Linked DNA regions of Homo sapiens: region 2 is linked to region 1. A link is an interaction called in ENCODE POLR2A ChIA-PET data of the cell type or tissue named here. Cell type or tissue: GM12878. All regions are shown on one strand. Each heading gives the region's core, and the rest is flanking DNA. Links, peaks and the distances in the headings are about the cores only. Region 1 has its middle 47 kb from the start of LINC00607. Region 2 has its middle 3.6 kb from the start of MREG.

Region 1 (4,399 bases), core at 100-4,099:
TATGCTGAAAACATCCAGAGACAACATGCCAAGGAGGAGGGAACAGTAAAGATTTTTATAGCAAACCCATGATCTTTGAAGAAGAAAATCCCCTACTCCCTTGGCAGTGACCAAAAAGAAAAAGCACAGGGGCATTTTCTTCAAAGGAGACTTCCAGGTGACTGCTGTAATGTGGTTAGCAGCAACTCATTGACTCCTAGAGGGGTATCCGGCCAGAGCTGTGCTAACTAGTGACATGTTTCCTTATCCACAGTTTGAGATTCTTAATCATAAGATCATAAGGGAAGGAAAAGCACGAGGTACTTGGGTAACAGTTGAGAGATGGTATCTGTAAGCAGCTGGTTGCTGTCAGACTAGAACCAGGATATAAATCCTTTCCCAAGGACTGGCCAAATTCTTTGATCTTGCCCAAGCACTATGGAATTGACAATCAGAATATACTAAAGTGAATTTTTTTTTATTTTTATTTATTTATTTATTTTAATTTTACTTTAAGTTCTAGGATACATATGATACATGTGCAGAATGTGCAGGTTTGTTACGTAGGTATACATGTGCCATGGTGGTTTGCTGCACCTATCAACCCATCATCTAGGTTTTAAGCCCCACATGCGTTAGGTATTTGTCCTAATGCTCTCCCTTCCCTTGCCTCCCTCCCCACAACAGGCCCCAATGCGTGTTGTTCCCCTCCCTGTGTCCATGTGTTCTCATTGTTCAACTCCCACTTATGAGTGAGAACATGTGGTATCTGGTTTTCTGCTCCTGTGTTAGTTTGCTGAGCTTCATCCACGTCCCTGGAAAGGACATGAACTTGTTCTTTTTTATGGCTGCATAGTATTCCATGGTGTATATGTACCACATTTTCTGTATCCAGTCTATCATTGATGGGCATTTGGGTTGGTTCTAAGTCTTTGCTATTGTAAATAGTGCTGCAGTAAACAAACATGTGCATGTGTCTTTATAGCAGAATGATTTAGTGTAAATTAGTTCAAACATTGTGGAAGACAGTATGGTGATTCCTCAAGGATCTAGAACTAAAGTGAATTCTTAATGCCCCAGCCAAATTTGTTCTTCCTCTAGTCTTTCTCACCTTTAGAAGTGTCACTGTGACTCACCCTGGTACTCATTTCTGTAAATGTCCCTTCATCTTCACACTCAATCCATTACCAAGTCTCAATCCATCTAGAAATTTCAAAGCACTCCCATCACCCTCATTCACTAGCAATGTCAACATATCAAGTGCCTCATTGCTATTTCCTCCCTATTCTATTCTTACCTTTTCTACCTTTTTCCACACGGGAGCTGGAATAATCTTTAAATGCAAATTAGAAATTAAAAGTCTCTCACAGGTGTTCCTTTGCTCCTAAAAGAAAATACATATTCTGTAGCATGTCCTATGCTAAGTCTTACATGTGATCTGACCCCAGCCCTTCTCCAGTTAATCTCATGCTTCTCTTCCCTGCATGCATTACTCTGCAGAGACACTACCTTTGATTCCATAAATATGACAATCAATTTCCCACCTCAGGTTTTAGCCCATGCTGTTCTCTTTGCCTGGAATTCTCTAGTCCCTGGTCTTTATTGACTAACTTCTACATCTTACAGAAGATAATAAATTAGGGCTGAGTGTGGTGGCTGACGCCTATAATCTCAACACTTTAGGAAGCTGAGTGTGGAGGATCACTTGAGGTTAGGAGTTCGAGACCAGCCTGGTCAACATGGTGAAACCCCATCTCTACTAAATATACAAAAATTAGCCAGGCATGGTGGCACAAACCTGTAGTCCCAGCTACTAGGGAGGCTGAGGCATGAGAATTGCTTGAACCCAGGAGGCAGAGGTTGCAGTGAGCTAAGATTGTGTCACTGCACTCCAGCCTGGGCAGGAGAATGAGACTCCGTCTCAAAAAAAAAAAAAAAAAAAAAAGTAACTAGACTAAAATATCCAGCTTTTCCTGGCCCATTAATCTAAATTATGGCACTCTTAATACACTTATGTGTACTGAGCTTCTCCTTGGCACTTACCCAATTTGAATGTCCTACATTCATTGTGTGCTTATCTTTTTAATGTCAATGTCTTCCACTATGCTGTAATATCCACAGAGCAGACACTAGGTGTGTCTTTCTGGTTTACCTCAGTTTCCTTAGCACCTAGCACAATATCTAACACATAGTAGGTGCTCAATACCTATTTGCGGAATCTGTGAATGAATAGATGAGCAGAAATCATGGCTTAGGGATACCTTTTGCTATACAGACAGTTTTCATTTAAAAGGCACTAGTATTTAATTCCACTTTTTAAAGATTAAATACAGATAAATATTACACTATTGAGTTAAACGGGCTTATATTCAAATACTATTGAACCACTTAGTGACTGTGTAACTTGGGAATGTTTCTTCCTTCTCTGCATCTTGGGTTTCTAAGCTGTATAATAAGGATAATAGAGCTTATCTTATAGTTAAAAGTGCTCACTATTTTTCCTTACAACTTTATTGTACTTTCCAATTTTCCTACTGTTATAATCAGGAAAGAGCAATAAATATTATTTTAGAAAATGCCTGCCTCAAAGTTGTCATGAAGATTCTTATTATCTACTAATTTGCAATTCAGATACCATATTAATTATCTATGCTGGGTAAGAAGCTCCAAAACTTGGTAACTTAAAACAACAATCTTCATGATTTCTCTGTGGCTCTGGAATTCAGGAGTGGCACAGCAGGTCGTCCTGGCTCAAGTCTCTCATGAGGTTGCAGTCAGATGCCACCAGGGCTGCAGTCACCTGCAATCTACTGACTGGAGATAGAGGATCCACTTCCAAGGCAGCTCACTCACATGGCTGGCAAGCTGGTCTGGCTGTTGGTTGGGTGCCTCAGCTTCTCTTCTTTGTGGAGGTTCTTAAGTATCCTCCCAGATGTGGCTGGTTTTCCCCTGGGCAAGAATCCAAGAGACCAAAGCAGAAGCTGCAAGCCTCTTAGGACCCAGCCTTGGAAGTCACAGAGTGTTTGTTACTTCCACCCTATTTTATTGGTCACAGAGAGTCAGCCCTAATTCACTGTGAGAGCAGACCACACAAGGGACGGAAGACTGGAGCACTGGAGCATTTGAGAGGCTACCACCGACTAAGAACTCTCACTTCCACCTTTCTCCTCACAGGACACCCATAAACTCTCGCCACTATTTCTTTCTTTCTTTCTTTCTTTTTTTTTTTTGAGATAGGGTCTTGATCAATCGCCCAGGCTGGAGTGCAGTGGCGCGATCTCGGCTCACTGCAAGCTCCGCCTTCCGGGTTCACGCCATTCTCCTGCCTCAGCCTCCCGAGTAGCTGGGACTACAGGCACTCGCCACCACGCCCGGCTAATTTCTTTTTGTATTTTTAGTAGAGATGGGGTTTCACCTTGTTAGCCAGGATGGTCTCGAACTCCTGACCTAGTGATCCACCCGCCTCGGCCTCCCAAAGTGTTGGGATTACAGGCGTGAGCCACCGCACCCGGCCTCCCGCCACTATTTCTAATACTGGCAGTTGCTAATTGTGATATGTCTATTTTTTTCTTTTTAGATACTGGGCTCTTGTTACACTGCCTCTGATAGAAGAAAATGTGTGTCTTTTGTATATTTTCAAAGATGAGTCTGTGTCAATGTCATTTACTTTAGATAATGGTTTCCTGTTTAATTTGCTTTCTCTAACTCTCACCACGATGCCATTTTTGTTCACATTAGAACATAATAATTAAAAGAAATTCATCACTTGATCATCACAATGATCATGGGAGTGGTTACTCCTCATAGATCACTACTAACTGATTTCAACTGAGACAAAGATAATGTAACAAGTAATACCTTTGTAACCATCATTCTGCTGTGGGAGCTGAAAGGGGGCATGCATACTCATAGAGTAAAAAAGCTAACTGCTGCTATCTAGAGACCTGATCCCTAGTCCCATATCCAGTGATACGGCATTGACTAAGACTGATTGAGACACTTGGATGCTCTAGCTCTTATTTACCCTCCTTGCCTAAGTAAGATTGACAACAAGTGTCTTCACCTTACAAGCACAAATAGGAATGCCTGTAAGCTAAAGACACAAACAACAAATTGCCTCTGAGGACAGGAACTAGCTATCTGGGAAAAGAGGTGAGAAGGGTATTTTCACTGTATACTCTTCTATATCATCTGGATTTTAAACTATTGAATGTATCATCTAATAAACATCCCAGCACTTTGGGAGGCAGACGCAGGAAGATCACCTGAGGTCGGGAGTTCGAGACCAGCCTGACCAACATGGAGAAACCTCGTCTCCACTAAAAACACAAAATTAGCCTGGCATGGTGGTGCATGCCTGTAATCCCAGCTACTCAGGAGGCTGAGGCAGGAGAATCGCTTGCACCCAGGAGGCGGAGAT
Region 2 (4,399 bases), core at 186-4,185, 130 kb after region 1:
TGAAACAAATACAAATCTTTACTCTAATGGAGCAAACGTTCTAGTGGGAAGTCAGACAAAGTATTATTCAATATGTTAGGAGTCCATATGTACTATGGAGAAAAATAAGGCAGGGAAGGGAATAAGAAGTGCCAGGGAGAGCGGGGTGTGTGTGTGCACGCGTGTGTGTGCGCGCGTGCGTCTGTGCGTGCGTACGTGTGCGCGCGCGCGTGCGTGTGTGTTCGTGTATGTGTGCGTGTGCGTGTGTGTGTTGGGTGGAGGGGAGTGATGCCTGCACTTTTAAATGAGGTGGTCAGGGAAGGCCTCGCTGAGACTGTGACATGTAAGAAAAACTTGAAGGAGGTGAGCAAGCTAGCCATGATATCGCCAGGAAGAGTATTTCAGGCGGAGTGAATATGGGCAAAACCCCAGAGGAGGGAGAATGAACTATAGGGTACCTGTGGGAGAATATGGACTCTAGGGGCCCTAGAGAGAAGGGGGCCATGGAAAGGGAAGAGTTATAGGAGATAGCGGAACACGGGACGTTGCAGGACATTGATTGCAAGGACTCTGGATTTTGCTCCACATGAGCTGAGAAAATCTTCAGAGGTTTTTGAGTAGAGGGAACGATATGGTCTAACTGAGATGGTAATAGGATCCAATGGCTGCTGTCTTGAGAAAAACCTAAGTGTCAAGGGAGATGTATATGGAGGCCATCCTAAAGGTCCAGGTGACAGATGACAGTGGTTTACACCAGGGTGGTGGGTGGTAGCAGTCGAGGTGGTAAGGAACGGCTGGACTCTAGCTGGAATTTGAAGGTAGAGCCAACAGGATATGCTGAAGGATTGTAAATAGGGTGTGAAAAGAAAAGAAAAAAGTGAGTCCCAAGTTTTGGATTTATAAACTTGGAGGCTGAATCTCCACTGGCTGAGATAGAGGAGTGTGGGAGGAGCCGGTTTGGAGGGTGAGGAGGAGGAGCAAGAGCTTATGAAAGTGTCAATCCTCATGGGCGGTGTATTATTTTTAAAAGTGTCTTACTACACATAGGTTTGTCCTGTTCCAGCTACAGTGTGAGGCTGAAGGGACTTATCAAGTACATAATTCATTGAAAGGCTACGAAGGGATAAAGAAAAATAACAGAAGGTCCCTGCAGCCTCTGGCTTAGCTGGGGAGACAGGATATGGACCCATCATGAAACATTAACAGGATGTGACAGAGAACCAGCTGTCACCAGACAGCACAGGACTGTGTTGTCATGCCCACACCATGTCGCTTACCACTTGCACCTGGTGCCAAGATGGAGGCTGAGTGTGGTTTTACAAAGCACACTTCCTACTGGCTGGAAAATCCCCTGGTAAAAATGACTGTATTCTGAAATTGGATTTTGGATTTTGAGATAATCCACCTAGGTTCAAATAGAAAGTGGGTAAAGGAGGGTCCCAAAATGTGAACTCAGCTAGCAAGAAAATGAAAACTAGGGACTGACAGCTACTAGTAACTATTTGAGTTGGATTTGCTGAGAATGGAGAAATTGGAGCATTCAGCTCCTGGAAAATATAAGTGCTGTGCCCCATTACTAACTTTGATTTTTAAACATGTCACTTAATTTTTCTGAACCTCAGTTTTCTAATCTATGAAATAGAGGTGACAAGTCTTACCCTATTTAACACAGTTGTGAGACTCAAATGAGACAGTCTTAAAACCTTTATAAAGCCCTGAAGAAATATCAGAATTCAATATTATTAAACAAATTCAAATAATATAGGCCCGTTTGGGGAAATGTCAGCTCCAGCACTACTTGGCTTGCATATGACATTTGTACCTCTGCAATATACAGGCATCTTTTATGTGGTTTGTTTCAGACAGGATATTTATAGAAAGCCACAGAACTACATCTATTTAACAAACTTGATCAAGAGGTTAATGTCCTGCCTTGCTAAGGATCACATCAAATGTTTGCCAACTGTAACAGTTACTAACATTTTTAAAATTAATTTTAAGTTCTAAAACTTCTAAATGAAATAGTCTTCTAAAAAATTGGAATATTACAGCTCAGATTCCCTCTGTTGACTATCCACAACCTAATCCCCTTTCTACCTCCACCCTCCACATCCCCCCGGGTAACCATTATTATCAATATGGTACAAACCTTTTTCTGGACACATAAACACATATGTGTACTTGTGATGTAGCATCATTGTGTGTGCTGTTATTGTTAGTGAGTTTTGTTTTGTTTTGTTTATCTAAAAGGCGTGCAGCATCTATTTGCAAGCTTTTTCTATTTAATAATATGTCTTGGAGAGCAATCCTTGTTAGTATACTAATACTACCTCATTCTTATTAACTGATGTGAGTCTTCTGTTTACTAGGTTTTTAGGGATTTTTAGATCAGTTTTTCTTAGCATTCCTCTTCCCGGAATTTTAATGCCTTCACTATTTCCTTGATAAATTACAACTTTGATGGGAATAAAAACGTGACCAAACTCTCCAGTTTCACATTCAAATATGGTAGCTGAGATCACATTTTGACAATCCTATTTCAGATATCATTCACAGGGCAGCAGCAAGTTTCCCCTTTTTTAGAGTGGCGCTAGATGGTTCCTACTGCCTGAGTTGAAGCCAACACCGCCAACCACATGCAGCAGCATCTGACTTTTACCAAGAGCCCTCTGGGCACCTGATGTCCGGGAAGTAGGCAGTCCCCTGCCATCAGTGACTCACAGACCCATCAGCTGCTTGTTTCCAAGGCAGACCTGCTGGCTCCTATTTTCAGATTTCCCCATAGCAGGGGAAACTCTACAGTCTGGTTTGAAAACAACTAGTAGAATTTGGAGGCCCCTCTCTTTAAGAATTTTTTTACGACTTCTGGGAGTTAGAGGAAAAAGCACAGGCAGGGAGGAAAAATTAGAAATTCAAAACACTGAAGCTCCGCCCAGGCACGGTGGCTCATGCCTGTAATCCTAGCACTTTGAGAGGCCAAGGTGGGCGAATAACCTGAGGTCAGGAGTTTGAGACCAGCCTGGCCAACATGGTGAAACCCCATCTCTACTAAAAATACAAAAAAAAAAAAAAAAATTAGCCATGAGTGGTGGTGCATGCCTGTAATCCCAGCTACTCGGGAGGCTGAGGCAGGAGAATCACTTGAACCCAGGAGGCAGAGGTTGCAGTGAGCTGAGATCGCACCACTGCACTCCAGTCTGGGCGACAGAACGAGACTCCACCTCAAAAAAAAAATTAAGCTCCAATGCCACATCATGAACACATTCCACCAAAAAGTTGTGCTTAGACAACATAGCATGAGCTGGTATCATTCAGTTATTTGTTCTACAAAAATTTATTAAGTCAGGAACTGGGAATACAATGGTGAACTAGAATGTAGGGTCCATTCATGGAGGCAGGGATTTTGTTTTGTTCTTTGCAATATCCCCAACGCCTAGAACAGTGCAGACCTTGCCATACGACAACATCTAGAACAATGCACGCACATAGTGGGCACTTAACAAATGTGCTGAATAAACACAAGAAAACAGAAAAAGAGCTATTTAGTGTTGGCATGGAAGGTTATGTTTAATTCTGAGGAGTCTATTTATGAGCTGCCCACATCCAGCAGAGAAAAACGAACAAGTAGCGTCTTCCTTAAAGAAAAAATAGGGTTTCTGAAACAAACCAGTACTCTGAGCCAAGCATCATCACTCACCCCAAGTGATCCAAGATAGAGAAGCAACATGCCTCACCTCTCCAGAGAAGTCACATTAGGGAGTGGCATGACTAATGTTACCAAAGTAAAATCCGCCAAGGGTCCTTATAGAGTCTGTTGTTTCTACCTGTGTAGTATCCCTCACTCTGCCTTTTGGTAACAGTGTTTTGTTTTCCTTTGAAGAACATGCCCCCAATTCAATAGGCTGGCTATAACAATGAAGGTACCTTCCATCCCTCACCCCTAACCCTCAACAGGAAATGGACATGTGACCAAGAAATTGACATGTGACCAAGATGAGCCAATCAAACACTCTTTCTATAATTTGCTTCTTAACGGCAAAGACTCAAAGTTGGAAAACAGCTGGAGTTGAGGCATGAATTATTTTAAGGGTAGCATCTTGAAGAGCAGACCCAACCACAATTGCTCTAGGCTTTAGATGCTTAGAGCTTTCCTGCTCTTGCATTTCCGAAACAAGATCTATTATTCTAGCTCTTTAGTACTCCCATCATTCTATGGGTTACTCCATAACTTGTCAATCAATACTAATTTTTTTTTCTTTTTTGGCTTAAGTTAACCAGTGTTAGAGTCTGTTGCTTTCAGAACTAACCCCATATAGTCCCCTGAACTGGGTTAAGAGGCAGGAAAAGGGTAATTGTGATGAGAGAGCGAGCTAATCCTGAAAAAACACAACTCTCTTTTAGGCAGGGTACAACACACCAA

What was found. Peaks named below come from ENCODE experiments on the same cell type or tissue, not always from the same donor. Only the 100,000 strongest peaks of a DNase experiment are listed, where the experiment ranks them.
Region 2: POLR2A ChIA-PET joins it to region 1 with 5 read pairs; 2 of 35 experiments call an interaction of 5 or more read pairs at or near these places.

What each region holds. Positions count from the first base shown.
Region 1 is chr2:215,888,632-215,893,030 of GRCh38, forward strand. No RefSeq gene overlaps it. Among named protein-coding and RNA genes, the nearest start is that of LINC00607, 47 kb to the left of the region's middle. In GM12878, for the core only: no CTCF peak of the experiment used is centred there; no DNase peak of the experiment used is centred there.
Region 2 is chr2:216,014,960-216,019,358 of GRCh38, forward strand. It overlaps a transcript of MREG not described here. Among named protein-coding and RNA genes, the nearest start is that of MREG, 3.6 kb to the left of the region's middle. RefSeq lists an enhancer at 1,039-1,118. In GM12878, for the core only: no CTCF peak of the experiment used is centred there; DNase peaks (open chromatin) are centred at 1,242 and 2,632; H3K4me3 peaks cover 1,328 bases; H3K27ac peaks cover 2,679 bases.